Regions from separate parts of the Homo sapiens genome. Here regions 1, 2 and 4 are each linked to region 3. Evidence: chromatin loops called from intact Hi-C (ENCODE). Cell type or tissue: heart right ventricle. All regions are shown on one strand.

Region 1 (5,000 bases), 75 kb after region 3:
CAAGGCATCAATAGTATATGATTGGTGTTCAGTGACTGTTAGTTCCCTTCCTCATGGTCTGTGGAAAAATAGTAACCATATATGTCAGAACAAAGTGTAGATGATAAGCGACAATAGCTTACCTTGTCTTGTCTTTTGTTTTAGCATGTGCAGGAGGTAGTCGGGCCTAAGAAAAAGAGCCCTGGACTAGGAATCAGAAGATATTGCTCTTGCCCCAGTTTCCCCTTGCTTGGCCTCTGCCGAGGCAACCTTCTCCAAGCCTCAGTTTTCCCATCTGTAAATGAGATGAAGGTGTGGACTGGCTGAGGTCATGAGCTGGCATGAGCACATGAGTGCATTTCACTGCAACAATTTCTTACTTTGCCTAGAGTGTGTATAGACAAATAAGGGCATGAGCCAGACTCTGGGAAGGGGGTACTTTATGAGTAAGTCTTAGAAGGACTTCCTCTTCCAACATGCCTTATTATACAGGCTCTAACCGAAACAACAGGACTTGCCCACACAGTGGGTGACCTCTATATGGTGTCAAATGACCTTTAACTGAGAACCATGGGGATAACTGGCTAGTAAGCCCAGCTATTAATCGATGGCTTAGGCATGCAAGATTTTGTATCATGTTTTAGTCTTGCCTGGGCTAACTATGTGACAGTGGCTAAGTCACTTCTGGTCAATATGGTCTAGGATTCTATCCAGCTCAGATATTCTATCAGTCAATGACTAATACCTTCCGTTTTTCTTGACTTTTCTAGTTAGAACTAGATTATTCAAATTCCTAATCAGGCACTTGAATGAGGCATTCTTTCTTTCAATTTAGGGAGTGAAACTACGTGGTGGTTTCCAAGCAGTCAGTGTTTTAGCCTTTAGGCAAGTGCGTTTCCAAAACCCGCCCCCCACCTTTTTTTTTTTTTCCTTCTTAATTCCATTAGTCTGCAAAATAGCTAATAAAAGTCATCATTTATTGAGTTTGTTGTGGGTCCAGAACTGGGCTAAAGTGCATTTAGATACAGTATCTCACTCAATCCTTACAACCAGCTGATGAGGCAGGTATTACAACCATTTTACAGGTGAAGAACTGGAAGCTCAGGGAGGTGAACTAACCTGCCTAAGGTCACACAGCTGATATGTAAGTGGTGGGGTCTGAGGGCGAATCCTGGCCTCTTTCCCCTGCAATATCCTGCATTTGTTAATTATTCCTCTTTATGTAGCATTATGTGAAGTGGCTTCTCTATTGTAGTTGTTCAATATTCTAAGTCGATTAATGTTCCACAAATATTTACTAAAAACCCACCTCGTTACAAAAGAAGGTTCTTCACTGGTGTGTATGTGACCTGTCATTATCTTATGCAAGCTGTATAATGATGTATTTGAGGCAACACCATTGATCTCTTATTGAGTGCCTACTGTAAGTAACATTTATTGGTCAATTGATACCATGTCTTAATGTACTATCTCATCTAAGCCTTACAACAATCCACGAGGCAGGGCCTCTAATTATCTCCAGTTTACAGATAAGGGATGTGAGGCACAGAGCAGGGATTTGTCTGCAGCCCTACAGCTCCACAGCTAGGCACTGCCCCAGTAGGGGAATGATTCAACATCTTCTGTTTCCTTTGGCTCTCTGCCAAGGGTCCAGTGGTCCTGTGTTAAGTTTGAACTCAACACGGTTCATTGCTTGGTTAGACTCTAGCAGGGCTGACTGTGAACCACCAAGATCACAGATATTCTTGCTCATCTCCCACTCTGGAAAGATGGACAGAAGTGCACAGAGGGAACCAGCTGGGGCTGTTATCAAGTCAAAGAGTGCAGACAGCTGGGGTGGGAGCTAGGACTAGCACACCTGCCTTCCCTCACTTGGTGGAAGGGGGATCTGATATCCAAATACCTTTCTTTCCTCTCACTGCTGTGAGTCACCTTGTGTCTGCATGAGGAGGCTTCCTGTGATGTCTGCAGCTGCCCCTCTAAGATGAGAGACTTGGCCAACTAAGACAGGAGTCAGGGATGTGCCATGTTCAGCCAGCCTTCTTAGAGTAAATGATGGAAAATTCTGGTTTCCAATGACTAGTGCTGAGTGGCACTTTTGGAGCCATTTTGTTAAACTGGCTATTGGGAAACTGAGCTCCAGTGTCAGTTGGGAAGGACGGAGTGTCCAGAAATAGAACAGGACATTGCAAACGAGCCATGAAAAACAAACTCAGGCCCTGGCCTGGCTGCCTGGGCCCAGATGTTCTCCCACAGAAGCTTGGCAGAACATGCGTGTAGGGCACTGCCTGGATGAGCCAGGTGTCTCCAAGGTTCTGGACATAGCTTGGCTGTAGTGTTTGGTTCCAGGTTCTGAAACTCAGGTGGGCCAGAAAAGAGTTCAGACACATGAGACTCATCTGTGATCCCACAGGCTTCAGTTCTAGATTCTATTTTTTTAATTGGGTGGTTCTTGGGAAAACCGATTCAATATATTGTAGACCTACAGATTTCCTTATTGATTGTCATCTCTTTTAGGAACAACTTTGCATATGTTTGGAAGCTCTGTTATCTCTCATTTCTCCATCTCTTTCCTTTTCTCCTCCTTCTCCCACCTCTCTTAAACTACAGGGTAGTAGGTAAAGCTTGGGCTATAGAGTGTAGCAGAAACAAGTGTGACTCCTAGTTTTACTTTTTGCACTGTACGACCTCAGGAAACTTGCTTCACGTCTCTGAATTCTAGTTTTCTTTTGTAAGTCGTTACAATAGTTAACACCTACCACATGGGGTTTGGAGAAAGATTACATAATAAAATGCATGTGAAGATAACTGGCACAGTACCTTGCTCATAATATATGGTTAATAAATGCTATATATACATAGATACATTCTTCTCCTCCATTTTTCTTTTCTTCTTGCTCTCTTCTTTTCCTTCCTTTCCTATCCATCTTTGGAACACAGACTCTAAGGTGGCCCCCATGATTCCTACCATGACCAAAGGTGCTCCTACCCCCATGAAATTCCTTCTCCTTGAATATAGGTGGGATCTGTGGCTTGTTTCTAATCAATGGAACATAAAAAAGGTGATGAGATATCACTACCCTATGATTAATTCATGTTATATAAGATTCCGTCTTGCTCGACACTCTCTCCCTTGCTGGCTTTGAAGAAGTGGCTGTGTTAGGAGGTCATATGGCAAAGAGCTGAGGACAATCTCTAGGAGCTGAAGGAAGCTTCCAGCCAACAGCAGGCAAGAAGCCTGGGTTCTCAGTTTTACAGCCACAAGGAAATGTTCTGACTACAACCTGAGCAAGCCTGGAAGTGAACCCTTCCTCAGTCGAGCCTCCTGATAAGAATCCTACCCTGACCAACCTCTTGATGGCAGAGGATTCAGCTGGGCTGTGTCAGACTCCTGACCCACAGAACCTGTGAGATAATAAGTGTGTGTTGTTTTATGCCTCTAAATTTGTGATGATTTGTTACACAGCATAGAAAATGAATGTCCCTTCTTTTCCAATTCTCCCTCACCCCTTTTTACTCATTCACAACTTTCATAATTCTTCCTCACCCCTTTCAACTAATTCACTAATTCCATAATCAAATTATATGTCTAAGTAGAAAATGCAGTAGAACGACTTCCATATATTGCTTACTGAATTATTTAGGAGAAAATGATTTTGTCTTAAGGTCAAAAACAAAAATAAACAAAAAAACCACAAAGAACAGAATTGAGTTTGGTTGAATGGGCTCAAGAATCCTTGGAGAAAGACATAGGGAAGCTGCAGTCATTTTTATGGCATAATAGAAGCACTATCTCTTTCTTCCTATATGGGCCAACAGAGAATTCAATGACTTCTCATCCTTCTTAAAAGGATAAACCTGTTTTGGGACATTTCAATATCCACTGCATAAATGACTCAGAACTTGAAAGAGTGAAAGAGCCTCAAAAGACTTAATTTTGAGAGAAGTTCAATTGGTTTCTGACCCACTGTTTTTCTTGGGTGGTGTGGAAGATACCGTTGAAAATGCCCAGTTCTGAAATGATCATATCATTTTCCCATACAGAACTCTTTAGCAGTCTCCCTACTGTCCCCAAGATAAAGTCCAGATCCCTTAATTTGGCTTAAGGGTCATTGCCAACTTCTTCAGATTCATTGTTTCCCTTTCTGCCTCTGATTTCTGAGTTCTGTCTTACCTTAGAGCCTTTGCACATGCTGTTCCTCTGCTCTGAAACCACTTTTATTTTTTCAACTGGCTAATTCTTAATCATTTAAAGTCCCAGTTGAGGTGTCATTTACTCTAGAATGCCTTTCCTGAGTCCCAAGCACGGGTCAGGTGTCTTTCCCTTTCTTTCCCCAGTCGTAGGCTTCATTACACTGCATTTAAATTGACTGTTTACATGTCTGTCTCACTCCAGTAGACCTTAAAGGCAAGGTTCATACCTTGGTTCTTCTTGTAGCTCTATTATCTACTTGTGGGCCTGGTACTGTGACTGCAACAGCAAATAGAACAAAGTACTTCCCTCATGGAGCTCAAACTAGGATCAGGGTATTGCACGCTGCCAGCCCAGCTCTACAAGGCCCTATTTACCCTCAAGGTCCTTTTACCAAATAAGCCATATGACTTTCCATGATGCCAAATCATTAGGATTAAAGATAATTTATGCAGACTCTGTATCTCCTGGAAAGGCATAAAGGATAAAGGAGCAATCACCTCTGGGGTGATGGGCCCAGCAGACACTTGCTCTTCCTGTGACACTCAACTCTTGAGTCAGTGTTCAGTTTAAGAGGAGATATCACATCTAGCCCATTGCCTCTCCTCTGGCTCTGGGCCGTCACTGATGATTGCCGTGTGAATGGCACCCTGGAGCCTGATCTATGGGGAGCAGAGCAAGTACTACGAGTGGGCAAGTGGGTGGTGGTGGTGGTGGTAGTGGTGGTGGTGTTAGCAGTTCTGGTGGTGACGGTAGTGGTGGAGCACATTCTTCAAATGCCTTTGCTTCTGCACTTGCTCCCTTAGGAGGTGGCAAACCCATCTGTTCT
Region 2 (5,000 bases), 100 kb after region 3:
CAATGCATTCTGAGGTTTGCAATCCTCAGTGTCATGGGTTTCTGTTGATGCCTAGTTTTAAAAAGTACAACCTCAAAATCTTCCCTAAACATTCCCACAACTAGAGGGATGATAAATTTTGATGTGTAATCATATTTTCCTATTTTGTTTTATTAATATTTACACTTACAGAACACAAACCTCTTGTATAAAGTGGAGATACCAGTAGCACCATTCTCAGTGGGTTGTATGTAGAGTTAAATGAGATTCTGTAGGTAGAGCCCAGTGAATGACACATAGTAAGTCCTCCATACATGTACTCTGTTTGTAGAGTTGACCAGTTCTTCATCTGTGCTCTCGTAACACATGTGAACACCCTTTATTTTAAGATTTATTAACTGCATCATGCATAATAAGTAAGATGCAGTTAATAAATCTTAAAATAACTTGAAAATAAAGTTTAAGTGGTATGTGGTTTACATAAAAGACCACAAGCTATTTGGTAATATTTTAAGTAGTATGTGGTTTACATAAAAGACCACAAGCTATTGAGGACATGGATCCTGTCTCTCTCACTTTTGGAGCCCAAGCAAAGGGACTTTACCCATCAAAGACATCTTATATGTGTCTGTTGAACAAGTGAGACCTGGGAAATATTAATAATAACAATGCCTGACATTGATTGCCACTGAGCTTACTATGAGTCAGGCCCTGTGCTATGAGCTTTATAAGAATTATCTTGATATATCCTCCAAGTGATGCCATGATTTTTATTATCCCCAGGTCTATAGCACAGGGAAATAGCAGTCCAACTGTGGTGGGCATGATAGCATGTGAAAAGAGAAACCTACCTGGAGGAGTACAAGGAGATAGCTAATCATACTGGGAGCTTATTTGGTGCCAGGCCCTGTGCTAAGCACTTTATAGGCATCATCTCATTAAATCCTCCCAATAACCATATGAGGTGAGCCTTACTATTTCTATTTCATAGTAACAATGATCAGAGTCACTAAGTAACTTGCCCAGAAACACACAGGCAGTACTCATGAATGGACAGCATTGTCTTGTAAACATTAAGCAAACATTGTCTTGTTTACTTGTATCATCAGATGTCTAAGGTCAGAAGCAGCAGAAAATTGGAATACATATTTTAAAAATAATACTAAATACCTATTCCTATTATTCAGAAATAATTTAAATATATATAATTTTATTTTAAATATATATATATATATATGGGAGAGGACAGAATGGAAAGTTATTGTTCAATGGGTACAGAGTTTCAGTATGGGGTGATGAAAAAGTTCTGAAGATGGATAGTGGTGACACTTGCATAACAAGATCAATGTACTTAATGCTGCTGAACTGAACACTTAGCAAAGGCTAACATGGTAGATTTTATGTTATGTGTATTTTACCACAATAAAAAATATAATTGTTGAAAAAACTGATAAAATTAGGGCTTTGGCAGCACAAGTACAGGGGCCATGTTTCTACTGGAAACACTGTCTTCCCTTCATATTGGAGGCCAGGTCAGTTCAACTCATAAACTCAGTGGCAAATTCTTTCAGAGCCTCTTCCTTTCTGTCACTGGTATCCCTATGACTAAGTGTCAGTTAAGATGAAGTGTTTCTCTCAAGATCAAAGAGCACATGAAATTTGTGGTGTATGATGTAAGAGTTTAGTCATATGCAGAGTGGCACTGCCTATCTTCTTAGGGTTAGCGACTCATGAGCTAAGAGATCTTGAAGCTGGCCCACTGTATTTTCCCGAGAATGATGTTCATCACCCAAAAAGGTATTTAATAAGGTGATTCACAGCAAGAATGTTTCAGTCACCACATGACTTTATGCCTAATATAGTGTGCCACTTGTTTCTCAAATAGCTCTGTAATGGCTCAATTCATAAAGGGTTCATTTCTGCATAATGAGGAGTTATTTCATGATCCCATGAGGTCTACCACAGGCATGATTGTGTTTATTTATTTACTCTTCCATTAAAAAAAATTCCTAATATGGGCCAAGCTGTGGGCTGGGTGCTCTGAGCACAGTATTCAGAGATAAGATGAGTTGCCTGTTTTGTTTGTACTCGGAAAAAAGATCGAAGAAATGACAGAGATCTGAGATGAACTCAGCTACTATTTGAGTCCTGGAGTCTGAGCTCATGAGTGTCCCTGGTGTGAGCTTTCAAGACAGAGCCTGGTACATAGCAGGCACTTAGGAACAGTTTGTTGAATGCTCTGGCTTCTGAGCTGGGGATCTGGGGCAGTGTGACCCTGGGGACTGGCACAGGCCCCAGATGCAGGAAGCAGCTCATGGTGAACAGATTTATCTTTCCCTGCTCATGTTATATCACTTGCTTTGGATGTTCTTGCTGGTGTTCATGTGTGCTAGGGGTTTCAGGTAACCTGACCATTTCAATGGAAAAGACTGGCTTTGTCTGCCAAGGACATGGAGACTGCTCCTCAGTTACCCAGTAAGCTCGGTCACCTGCTTGGAGTAGAGATAACTTCTTGTTTGGCTGCACTGAATCCAAGAAGTTGCTGTAGATACAGCTGATAGTCCTCACAATGGCAGGCAACAAGTCTGGCATGAGGGCTGCTGGAGAGACTTTATTACAGAGAATGCTTGACATGCGTCTTCCTGGTGGTATCTAGTCACCCTGATAGGAAGGCAAGTATCTAGTCACTCTGCCTCTCCTCTATCTGTTTCCTTCCCTTCTCTTTCAGCTTCAATTCTCATTCAAGATATCCCTGCCCTATCCTGCCTTTTCTAGGTCCACATGCCCAGAACAGACCCTGCCTTTTCTTCCCTTGACCATACACTTCCTGACTTTTAAAACATCTTTTTGTTTTTCTAGGAAGTTTCTTTTTATCAATCAAGCTTCATTTTGTTCAAACTGAATTGCCTTGCCACCTGATATTTTCATAAACCATCATTTCTTGAGTCTAAGAATTCTTTGTCTTAATCAAGTTTATGGGGTTATAATTTACATACAAAAATGTACCCAGTTTAAGTGTCTACTTTGATGTTTTCGTAAAACTATATACCATTGCATAAAACATTTTCATTATGCAAAAAATCACTATAGTTTATGGTTTTGTCTTTTCTACAATTTTACATAAGTGGAATAAGACAGTATGTACTCTTTGGTAAGACACTTCTTTTTTCACATCTTAACATTTCTAAAATTGGATGCATCCTACAGTGAGCATGTAACATAGTAGTGTTTCTCTTTCCCTCTAAGAACTATAACTAAATAGACAATACATCTTATAATGAATACCTTAAAATCAATATCAATATCCCTAATTTTGATACATGTATGTCTCTATATATGTATCTTTGTATACAGGTATACTGACTAGTTGGTTTACCAATTAGTCTTGACTGGTTTCTGCACTGAGGAGGTGAGAATCTTTGCTTTGCTGTGCAGGTTACCATAGTGCCTATAGCTGAAAACTGGTAGGAACTAAATAAATACTGCAGAGGGTGGCAATAGTGAGTTTCCAACAGTTTCCTAAAAATATCTTTTGCATTATGACTGAGCATGTGAACTCTGAGACAGCGTTTCTCAAATTTTGTTCCATGGACAATTAATATTACTAAGAGGCTAATACAAGAAAAGGGAGAAGAAAGGGGTGTCAGTGCCATAGAAATGTGGGAAATGTTTCTTATTAAGCTCTCACTTAGAAATTTACAATTCATCAGCATGGTAAAACGTGCAAAAAGTCCTGCAGCAAAGGGAAAATGTTTAGTTTTACTTTAATCTCAGGTTTGTTTGACCCTGGCACTGTGTGGCACACCCATTACAGAATTCACCATGTGAAAGGCTGGTCTAAAGTACAAGCATGAATAAATAGAAGGAGAAAGGAAGGGAGAGTCAGGTGTGGTGTGTGCCTGTAGTTGTAGCTGCTCAGGAAGCTGAGGCAGGATTGCTTGAGCCCAGGAGTTCGAGGCTGCAGCAAGCTATAATTGGGCCACTGCACTGCACTGCACTGTGACGGAATGAGACCCTGTCTCTAAAGCATAATTTAAAAAAAAAAAAAAAAAAGGGAAAAGAAATTGAGTAAAGTTGTCCAGGTTGAGTATCCCTTGGGACCAGAAGAGTTTCAGATTTCAGATTTTTTTTGGATTTTGGAATATTTGCAGAATACATACTAGTTGAGCATCCCAAATTGAAAAATCTAAAATCTGAAATTCAAAATGCTTTGATGAACACTTCCTTTAAGCCTCATGTCAGCACTCAAAAAGTGTTGGATTTTGGAGCATTTTGGATGTCAGATTTTCAAATTAGGGCTGCACAACCTATATCTGAGCTGGTCCCAGCTAAGCCAAAGTGATGTAACAGTGCTGGCAATGGGCCAGATGAGAATGCTCTTCAAGAGTCAAGGGCTGAATAGGCACATTTCTTCTCTCCTGAGACTTTTTATAGCATGAACGGACAGGTGGGCAGGCAACTTTTCCTAAGGGGAAATGAAACAACACAAAAATATATATTGGCTAATCCCTTAGGTAACATGTCCCTAATGCACACGGCAAATAATTGAGGTTGAGTAAGAAAAACCTTATGCCCCACCCATTGCCTCAGAGCTTAGGCCATCCTGTGGGGAGTGAGCTGTTTATTGGGTTTGTCCACTGCTTGGCCAGACACCTTTAACTGATAAAACAAAAACAAAAACAAAAACAAAAACAAAAAACTGAAGTAGGTAATGGAATGGCTGTCTACAACACGGAGGAACCCACTGCAGGGATTACCCTGATCACTTAAGTGATAGTGAAGTTTTTCTCAGAAATAGCATTGATCCAATACACATAGAAATGAAAGGAAATCAGAGTGGGTCAGGTGAATATCAGGCAGAGGCTAAAAGAAATGTGCAAGAACTTACTTTCCTTTCTTAAAATATTGTCATACGGTAAAATCGACTTTTGTCTCTTGGCATTTATTTGTATAAATTTTAACACATACATAGTTTCATTTAATTACTACCACAATCAGGATATGTAACAGTTCTATCACCT
Region 3 (5,000 bases):
TATTCTATTGAGTCTTTGATGGTATAACCAGGATTTAGGACTAAGGCCTGATGTATAAGCAAATGCCCTAGTCGTGGGGATGGGCCCTGGGGAATTCATTTTAAAGCCATGGAAGAAACCGTTCATGAATTAGGGTAGGCATCCTCCTTGCTCCTCACTGTCAGTTCTAGGCCATTTCCCACACTCCTCAATACTTCCCAGCTTTGACTCATATTATCAGACTTGACTACCCACCACTCCACCTTCCTGCAGTCAGCATTTACTCTCCAAGTCTCTCCTCTCACTCCTTGAAGATTTCAGCTTCTGGCTCGTTGTCATTCTCTGGATACAACTCATCCCACCATGATGATCTCATCTCGTTTCAGGGCTTTAAATAGCATCTCAAGGCTGGAGCTCTCTCTTAAATGCTAAACTCATGTATTCAACTGCTTACCAACACCTTTACTTGGATTATTAAGAGACATCTCAGGCTTAGTCTGCTGTGAACTAAGCTTTTACTTCCCTCCATACCCCAAAACATGCTCGTTTTATGGAGCAGTCACTATCTCATTTAAAGGCAACTCCATCTTGCAGTCACTCAGGAAAAAAAAACTTGCTCTCACCTTGGATCCTCTATTCTTTCACACCTGACATTTTATCTTTTAGAAAACCCTGTTGTCTAAGATGTATTCAGAATCTAACCACTTCTCCCTACCTCCACAGCTAACACTTCGGTTCAATTCACCATCACCTCTCCCCAGGATTATGATATCTTCTTAGCTAGTTTTTCTGCTTCCCCCTTTTCCTTTGTATAGTTTATTCTCAATCCAGCAAATACAGGGATTCTGGTTAAACACAACTAAGATTATGTTACTCTTCTGCTCAAAACCCAGCAACAGGCTTAAAGCTAAACCCTTCATTATGACCTAGGAAATTCTTTATGACCTGGCTACCCCATTACCATTCTGGCTTCCTTTCTAATATCCCCCTTGCTTGCTCTAATCCAATCCTGTTGGCTTCATGTAACCTCTGCCCTCCCAGTTGAAGCGATTCTCCTGCCCCAGCCTCCCCAGTAGCTGGGATTACAGGTGTCCACCACCACGTCTGGCTACTTTTTGTATTTTTAGTAGAGATGAGGTTTCACCATGTTGGCCAGGCTGGTTTCAAACTCCTGACCTCAGGTGATCCACCCACCTCAGCCTCCCAAAGTGTTAGGATTACAGGCATGAGCCACTGCACCTGGACTACTACAGGTCTTTTGTTTGTACTTGCTGTGTCTTTAGTCTGGACATTTGCCTCAGAGATCCACATGGCTTGGCTCCTGCTTTCCTTCTTACTTCTCAGCAAAGCCATCCCTCACCAACCTATCTAAAATTGTAACCACCCCCAAAAATTCTATCCTCCTTTTCTGATTTTTTTGTTAGCCAGTATAATTAACACATCATAAAGATTACTTAAATATCTTGGTTTTAAAAATTTGTCTCTCCCACTAGAATGTAAGCTTCTGTAAGCAGGAATTTTGTATATTTTGTTTACTGGTATTTCTCCAGTGCCTGGAAAAGTTCCTGCCATGTAGTTAGCACTCAATATTTGCCAATTAAATGAATTAAAGCATCAATTATAGACCTCAGTTTGCCCTTGGATATTTTACAACTTTGTAACAAATTTCAAGAACTTTTCTTTGAAAGGAAAAGCTATGATCTTTTATCCTGACTTTCTGCCATGTGAAGAAATCTTTTTATACAACTTTAGATCTATGAGGACTCAGGCCGACTTTGCCTGCACTCTTTCTAAAAAGAGAGTCCACCACCTCACCAGCTAGCCTGGTTGGAAAAATCTATGGGCTAGAAAAAGCTGCCTTTTATTGAACCAAGATGTTCTTGAACGTCTTGGTTTACTGAACCAAGACCAGTTGCATACACTGATCCACTCCACTGCCCCCTCTCAGAACAAATTTACTGCCCTGTTGACACAGTGTATTGTGATCCCTCTGTCCCTTGTCTTCTACAGGTTAAATAACCCCAGTTTCTTTATCGGTTTCTGCTATGATATAGTTTGCTGTCTCCTCACCATTCTTGCTGCCCTCCTCCGGACGTGGCAGCTCACCTAAATGAAGGTCCCCAAAAGTGGGCATATGACTAGGTCTGACCCGCACAGAATACAATGGGGCTCTTTCCCTGTGATTGTGACCCTCTGGTATGTCATAAAGACAGTGTTGGATGTGTGGTGGTAGCCTCACTGCCTTGAGACAGGGTTTGCTTGGGCTGATCGGGGGTGGAGGCAGGAGGAGTCATGGATAGTTTTGGGGTCTAGGTGCATTTGTGGCAGTGGTATGAGGTGGTAAGACAAAGAGGGGGTCAATGACATGAACAGTATGCCACACAATGTAAGAGATCGGGAAAAGCGGTGAGGGAGGAGGCCCTGCAGGGTTACTAGCATTTCATCTTGGGTGTGGAGGAAGAGGTAGGGGTCTCAGTTCATGGAAACTCTGATTAGGGGTCACTCTAGCAGCCTGAGAAGTTTCCCGAGGTGCTCTGGGGAAGTCATCTGACCACATTTTCCCATCACGCCACTAGATGGAGCATTGGGATAGAGGATGTGAAGTGGGGTTCCTGGGATTTGTGCAGAAGAAAACCTGACATCCAGTTCTTGAGCAAGTTGCTTAACTCTGCACACCATTTTCATCTGTAACATAATATCTACCTTAGAGGATTCTTGGGCACAGCCTGTGAGCTAAGAGATACAAAAGTGCTTGTAAGCTGTGAAGGGCTACGAAAAAGATAACTAGTTTTGCTATTTTGTTTTAAAAGAGATAGGCGGGTTATAGAGCAAAAAGCGCTTTCTTGGCCTGTTTTCTGAAAGAGCACTGGGTCTTCCACCAGTTCAACCCACAGATGGCCCCTGGCCTAGGGTGGCCCAACCTCCCAAAGTCTGGGATTGGAGGCGACACACCTGAAAATGGGGATGACGTAATTGTTTGGGAAGATGCCGACTCGCCCGGTGACCAAGGAGACGCCCCTGAGCCAGCCGTCCTGGCACTTCCCCAGGACCCTGACGCCTTCTCCCTTTTGCAGGTCCAGCTCATCGGGTCCATGGGCTGAGTAGGAGTGCAGGGCTACAAACCTGGGAAGACACAGAGAACTGGTGAGGGAGGAAGGAAGACGTGCCTGATGGGGGGCATGGAGTGGGGGAATGGTGGAGAGAGACTGCCCAGTGGTTAGCAATAAGAACCTTCTTGGTCGAGCGGGTGCGGTGGTTCTCACCTCTAATCCCAGCAGTTCGGGAGGCCAAGGCAGGTGGATCACCTGAGGTCAGGAGTTCGAGACCAGCCTGGCCAACATGGTGAAATACCATCTCTACTAAAAATACAAAAAATTAGCTGTGACTGAAGTCCACACAGGAATCAGGCAGGTAATATCCAAGTATGAGTCAGGGGGTAAAGACAATCAGGACTGATGAGGCTGTGGAGGTGGGAATAGCTACCTGATCAAAGGCATTCAGGAAACAATCCATTGGTTTGCCAGATTCAGGGATCACCAGTATATGGCCTCCAGGCATCTCAGACATCAGGAAGTCCCTCCAGACTCCAAGGACTGTGAGACATTGGAGCGTTTTATCAAAGGGAATGGGGGAGTGTTCTCTACAAGGTTTTTTTTGTTTTGTTTTTTCTTTCTAAAATGCTATATTTATTTTTTGCTGTTTACTAAACAACATGTATTTATGACCCAACATTTTGAATCTAAAGCAAGACAATAGAAATTGCTCAATACCCAATCTCCCAGTGATGTTGTGGTATATAATCTTCCAGTCTCTTTCTACTTTTGTAAAATAATGAGCTAAGAGTGATGTGGTTTGCTAATTTGTGTTGTCTTTTTTTTTTTTTGAGACAGGGTCTCACTCTGTGGCCCAGGCTGGAGAGCAGTGGGATGATCATAGCTCACTGATGCCTCAAACTCCTGGGCTCAACCCATCCTCCTGCCTCAGCCTCCTAAGTAGCTAGGAAAATATATGTGCACAACCATTCCTGGCTAATTTTTAAATTTTTTTTGTAGAGATGAGGTCTCACTATGTTGCTCAGGCAGGTTTGGAACTCCTGGGTTCAAGCAATCCTCCTGCCTCAGCTTACTGAAGTGCTGGGATTACAGGTGTGAGCCACTGCGCCTGGCCCTAATTTCTGTTTTTCACCATTATTTCACTTGGAAGTGGTAAAGGAAGGCGACCTATTGTCTCTGGATGGGATGTTTTGGGAATGGTGATGCTAGATCACCACTGTACATGGTAAAGATGACCCCTTTGTGCCAGGACTTGGGTGAAGGGATGAGCCTTTTACTCACATGTTCGCTGAGAGGTGTTGCTGGGAGCCAGGCAGACTGACCACGGCTGTGGAATGTCCTGGAGAGACAGGTGCGGGGTGATAAGTGCTGACCTGCACAGACAGAAAAGACAGCCAAGCAGAACCAATGAATGCCACAACCCAGGCCCACAGCAAACAGAGCAGCTACGTAGAAAGACCTGACACAGCTGAAAACCAACAGCCATGCCTGGTGCCACCCATTGTGCGTCCTCTCTGTGGTTTGTGGCTGTGGGCACAGGGAGGTGGGGAGGAGCTGGTTTATGGCCTGGTGGGGTGGCTTGCCAGGACTGCATTCCAAAAGCCTGCTCAGATAGGGTGGAAGATGAAGAGCCGTCCAATTTACAGTCCACAGGGCACTACACAGGCTCCTCCTCCTGTCCCTCTCCCCACCCCACCCATCTCCCTCTATGAAAACCTGCTCTTGGAAAATGAAATGGTGGCTAATATTGATTCAGAACTGAGCAATTACTAGGCAGTTTTAAGTACTCTATAAGTATCAGCTAAGTTAATCCTTATTAAAGGAATTGTTATAATCCCCATATTTGGATGAGAAACTGAGACAAAGAGGGAAAGAAAGGTCACACAATTAGTATGAAACAAAGAAAATCTAAAATCAGGTAGTCCAAGTTCTGAGCCCATATTCTTATTATTGACTATTGCTAGAAAC
Region 4 (5,000 bases), 110 kb after region 3:
TTAGATGGATTAGATAGGCTCAGGTTTTCATTGTATTTGAGTAAAATGATCACTGCCCACAGAAACTTATCACTGGGAAATCAACAGCAGCACTCTGGAATGTAACTAAAAGAAGATAATCTCTAGCTCCTTGTATACACAAATCCAACCTCTATGTGGACATGATATTAGCAAATAAGATCTCTCTTACCCCATCCATGTGGATTCTGACATTAGGCACTAGCCGGAAAGGACTGGCCTGCAGACGTCTGGGGTTGGTCCTGCTTTTCCTGCCATCCTGCAAGGTCATCGTGCCAGGCCTGCGGAAGGAGCCCCCTCTCCCGGAGCTCTGCCCTGAGCGCACTCCATCCAGAAGGCGCACGAGCAGCAGGTTGGCCGGCAGCGCCTCAATGTTGGAAAACACAGGCGTCCTGCATTCGGGGCACCGCAGCTCTTTGTGGGCCTTGAAAACCCTCTGTAGACATGGTTTGCAGAAGGTGTGCTGGCAAGGGAGGACTTTGGCTGTGACATCGAGCTTCTCAAAGCACACAGGGCACTCCAGAAGATCAAGTAACGTCAAATCATCCATTTTATTTCAAAACTCCAGTTCCCACCTGGAGGAGCAGCGTCCACATGGTAGGGTCAGTTGAGCCACGGGGGCAGAGCTGGTCTCTTGAGAACGTCAGAATTTTTGCCTGCTTGAAGGAGGGAGAGGAGAGAAAAAAAAATGTGACTGCTCCGAGAGGTATATCCCACCTACATTGAGGCAGTGTCTCATAAGGCAGTTTGCAAGTACTTTGTTCCGGCACCCAAGTTTCAAATGACTCATTCTGATTCAATGCTAGCAGGTATAAGACTCAACTCGTGCTTGCTGTGAGGATCAGAGGGAACATTCAGCACAAGACTGACTGCTTATTGCCTATGTGGACAGGAAAGCAGGGAGATAAACTGGCCTGCTGAAGTGGCCCCCCAACCCCTCTCTACCAGCCAGGGCGGGAAGAGGTCCTTTACCCCCTGCCCGGGGAAAGCTCCTGGACAGTCTCAATTCTTACAACAAAGCCCCCTCCGAACGCAATTTCTGTGAAGCTATCTCCTCCTCCTCCTTCCCCTAAATCTAAATGTATCTATTATCTGCACCACATGCAGATTAGTTTAGGTGGGTAAGTTTATCTGAATCTCATGCAGATGTAGAATTATTTCCTTCACAATATACCTTCCCACATGATTCTAGCAATGTACAAGAAAAATTTCCACTAGAAACCCATTTCCAAAAATTGTTTTGCCTTAACCACAGGTCAGGGTGCTTGGAAGCTTTGTTTCTTTTCTTTTTTCATCTTTTTTTTTTTTTCTCTCCTCATCCCGATTACCTTAGGCTCAGAGACAATGTTCCTCCCACAAGGTAAAGTAGTGCAGCCTGTTTAGTTACTTTGACATTGTTCTCAATTTCAAATGAAGCAGATAGGAATTCTGGATTGTGGTCACGACCTGTAAAAACCGTACTGGGGCAGCATATACAGGTAGGGGTCGTGTGTGTGTGTACTCTGAAAACAGTACTTGTTCCAGAAACAAGTTTCCTTTTGGATGTATGAAAAGAAGCCTCCAGTTTAGAAAAGTCTGGAAGAAGTCAGCTGTCCCTCACAAGTGCCAGGGCTTCGGTAAGCACCGAGCCCAGAGGTTTGGCGAGAAGGCCAGTGGCCCCACTAGCGACTAGTAAGCAGGACAGACACGACCGAGAATGAGCGATGGCGCCTCGCCTTCCTAAGCCTCCTCTCCAAAGATGTCAGCGCGGCAGCGGGCTGGGGAGGCGTGTGGGGGCCACTAACCTTGTGCATGTAACTTCTGCTGAGTTCAGCTCAGCCCCCTCCTCCGCGCAGCAGGGGTGCGCTGCGCCCTCCAACCGGCTTCCTTTCCTCCAAGCGCCGCTGCTGCCAACCGCTTTGAAAACTTTAACCACTCAGTCTTACTCATTTCAAGGGATCGCCTTACCCAGCCCTGTTAACGCTTTCACTGCCAGGGCGCTGCCTACTTACCACGCTTTTGTTGTTGCAGTTGTTAACTTTATGATCTTTCCTTCAGTTTACTGAATTGCTTCTGGGAAAAGATTGTAAGAGGTAAAATATAAGCCAGTCCCTAAGGCCAAGTATTTACAAAGTTCATATTTTCACCTTTCCCGTTTTCTGTAGTATCCAAGGAGTCAGAACCTGCTCCATTATAAACATACCAAAGTGATTGTGTTTATTTTAAATCTTCATAAGGATTTCCTGGGAAGGTCAAAAGTAAAAATGGTCAAGCTATGAAAACAAGGATAAGTCGGACACCTAGAAAATATTGCTCTTTGAAAATCATAGTCAATCTCTGAATTTAGAGATAAGAGGGACTTTAGTGATCTTTTTGCTCAATCTGTTTAAATTAAAAAACTAGTGTCACGTATATACACATACGTGAAAAATCAAAGCACAGAGAAGCTTTTTCAAAAAAGGAAAAGCAGTGGCCTCCAAGCTCTCCTCCTGCCTGTTATCCACTGTAGTCTTTTCATATCCTCAGATTATGCCTATATTTCTATTTTTTGATTTATCGATAATACATTTCATGTAAAATTACAAAGGTATCCGATTAAGTGAATAATAACAATCTTAATGCCAGGGTAGTCCTTATCTGTGTCAACCACTGTTCTAAATACCTTACCTGTGTTAGCCCTTTAACCCCTTAACAACCCAAGGAGACACTAAACTATTCTTTACTTTCATCTTGCAGATGAGGGAACTTGAGACACAGAGAGGATAAATAACTCATCTCGGGAGTCACAGCTAGCAGAAGGCAAGTGGGCTGTGCTCTTAACAATGTCATGGAGTGATATAACTTTAAGAGGCTGGCCAGGCGCAGTGGCTCATGCCTGTAATCCCAACACTTTGGGAGGCCGACGTGGGCAGATCACAAGGTCAGGAGATCAAGACCATCCTGACCAACATGGTGAAACCTCATTTCTACTAAAAATACAAAAATTAGCTGGGCATGGTGGTGCGCACCTGAAGTCCCAGCTACTCAGGAGGCTGAGGCAGGAGAATCGCTTGAACCTGGGAGGCGGAGGCTGGAGTGAGCTGAGATCGTGCCACTGCACTCCAGCCAGGGCGACAAAAAAAAAAAAAAAAAAAAAGAGGTGAAGAGGTGGTTCAAGGGAGCTAAGCCTCCCCTAAGAGGGCAAGAGGTCAAAAGATAATGGACAAAACTGGCTACTCACTTTCTCTTACAGATGAGGCAGCTGTGCCCAGAAAGATCAAGGGATTCTTTGAAGTTGTCCAGTGAGTTAGGGGCAGAATTGGGACTAGAAACTAGGTGTTTGAGGCCAGGCGCGGTGACTCATGCCTGTAATCCCAGCACTTTGGAAGGCTGAGGTGTGGGTGGATTGCTTGAGGTCAGGAGTTTGAGACCAGCCTGGCCAACATGGTGAAGCCCGATCTCTACTAAAAATGCAAAAATTAGCTGGGTGTGTTGGCTGGGAGTGCTTGGGAGGCTGAAGCACAAGAATCACTTGAACCTGGGAGGTGGAGGCTGCAGTGAGCTGAGATTGTGCCATTGCACTCCAGCCTGGGCGACTAAGACTCCGTCTCAAAAAAAAAAAAAAAAAAAAAGAGAAAGAAACTGGGTGTTCTTTTTAAAATTATTGTTATTACTATATCTTCTCTCTAGACGTAAGGATGACAATTATTTATTATGCAGAGAGTGTTCAGACACAGCTCAATGGGAAAATCTTAAGAGGAGACCAGGAGGTCTGAAAACATTGTTTACATATTTTTCCACGTTCTTTCATGTTAGTTCCAAAACATCAAACATGCATGTGGCCCAGAACTTTAGGATGGAGCCGATGGTTATCTATTTTCTGAGCACGGAGGCCTAATTTTGATGTAGGACAATTTCAGAGACCACTTTCAACTATTACTTTTTTAACGTCACTTTTGAGCTTTGATAACATCACATCCCATTCTGCTTGCCTGTCTCCTTCTATTAATTTCTACTCTTGAGTCTGTGCCACTAAGGAAGCTCTTGAGGTTTACTGTCCTCTTACTCTGTTTCCCACTTAGTAAAGCTGAGTCAGTTTCCTTTGTGCCCTGCAGTGGTCTCACTCCGTAAAAAGGGCCACTCCTATGCTGGAACTCCTGTTGCAGAGATTGGCGATATTTTTCATTATTCTTTCTCTTGTTCTTAAACACACTCTATCTCCCTTACATACTCATATCTGCACCTATATGCAGATGCATGCATACACTTGTGTAAGGGTGCACACATACATAATCTTAATAATAGTAACACCTATGGAGCACTTGCTGTATGCCACTGACCAATGCTAAGATTTTAAACATATTATCTCATTGAATTCTCCCAACCACCCCGTAAGATACTGTAACTTTCCCAGGGTTACAAACCTTGTGATCTGAACTCAGGTTGGTCTAATCCCGGGGCCTGTGTTTCTTTTCATTTTATAAAATCATGTACATATCATAAGTACACCCATGTATCTTTACTATTTAAATCTGCACATGGTTACACATATACCCATATTGTACACACCAGCTGATCTCAGAGCCAACCCAAGACAAAATATTGATGTCAGAAAAGGAGATTGGGCCCCTCTGGGTTGTAGTCTACCCATCTCATGGCCCCTCCACACCCCTGTATGGTCAATGGTCTTAAAAGCTTCAAACCTTCCCATCCCTGAGAAAATGCAGTCAAACCAGCTCAGTCCCAGGAAGGCAGACTAGATCCAGTGGGTTACTCTTGTAGCAAATCTGGCAATTGAAAATCCAGCCAAGTAGAATCGTGATGGTAGAATTTTAGGTTCTAATGGAGGACAGAGAAAAGGTACACTGAAGCGAGGGGTCATCTTTCAGCACCTCTCAAACGACGCCCTGTAGGTGGTCCCCAACACCACCCACATGAGGTTAGTCTTGAAGAGAAAATTTCTTGAAACTTTTAAAGAAGGGCGAGAGTTTTAAATGGGGATTTGTTCTGGCTTACCCAAATAC

Evidence for each region. Peaks named below come from ENCODE experiments on the same cell type or tissue, not always from the same donor. Only the 100,000 strongest peaks of a DNase experiment are listed, where the experiment ranks them.
Region 1: it touches region 3 in a loop (2.0-fold over the local background); 9 of 110 quality-filtered maps call a loop at or near these places.
Region 2: a loop joins it to region 3, with 3 times the contacts of the local background. A loop is called at or near these places in 22 of 110 quality-filtered maps.
Region 4: it touches region 3 in a loop (2.6-fold over the local background); 24 of 110 quality-filtered maps call a loop at or near these places.

The regions. Positions count from the first base shown.
Region 1 is chr5:145,972,352-145,977,351 of GRCh38, reverse strand. The region is part of intron 2 of SH3RF2 (SH3 domain containing ring finger 2); the gene reads right to left. The region is part of intron 3 of LOC107986458 (a long non-coding RNA gene); the gene reads left to right. Among named protein-coding and RNA genes, the nearest start is that of SH3RF2, 38 kb to the right of the region's middle. In heart right ventricle, no CTCF peak of the experiment used is centred here; a DNase peak (open chromatin) is centred at 2,201; H3K27ac peaks cover 591 bases.
Region 2 is chr5:145,943,370-145,948,369 of GRCh38, reverse strand. The region is part of intron 2 of SH3RF2 (SH3 domain containing ring finger 2); the gene reads right to left. The region is part of intron 3 of LOC107986458 (a long non-coding RNA gene); the gene reads left to right. Among named protein-coding and RNA genes, the nearest start is that of SH3RF2, 9.3 kb to the right of the region's middle. In heart right ventricle, no CTCF peak of the experiment used is centred here; a DNase peak (open chromatin) is centred at 2,248; H3K27ac peaks cover 1,353 bases.
Region 3 is chr5:146,047,177-146,052,176 of GRCh38, reverse strand. It overlaps SH3RF2 (SH3 domain containing ring finger 2), which reads right to left. Exons shown (of 10, transcript NM_152550.4): 6 at 4,314-4,405; 7 at 2,932-3,102. The region is part of intron 1 of LOC107986458 (a long non-coding RNA gene); the gene reads left to right. Among named protein-coding and RNA genes, the nearest start is that of PLAC8L1, 56 kb to the left of the region's middle. RefSeq lists an enhancer at 3,004-3,504. In heart right ventricle, CTCF peaks have their summits at 2,360 and 2,559 (motif pointing right); a DNase peak (open chromatin) is centred at 2,536.
Region 4 is chr5:145,933,497-145,938,496 of GRCh38, reverse strand. SH3RF2 (SH3 domain containing ring finger 2) reads right to left here and starts at 1,919. Exons shown (of 10, transcript NM_152550.4): 1 at 1,803-1,919; 2 at 191-674. The coding sequence starts at 568. LOC107986458 (a long non-coding RNA gene) reads left to right here. Exons shown (of 4, transcript XR_001742913.2): 4 at 2,734-2,796. RefSeq lists an enhancer at 1,604-2,181. In heart right ventricle, no CTCF peak of the experiment used is centred here; a DNase peak (open chromatin) is centred at 1,886; H3K4me3 peaks cover 2,350 bases; H3K27ac peaks cover 1,482 bases.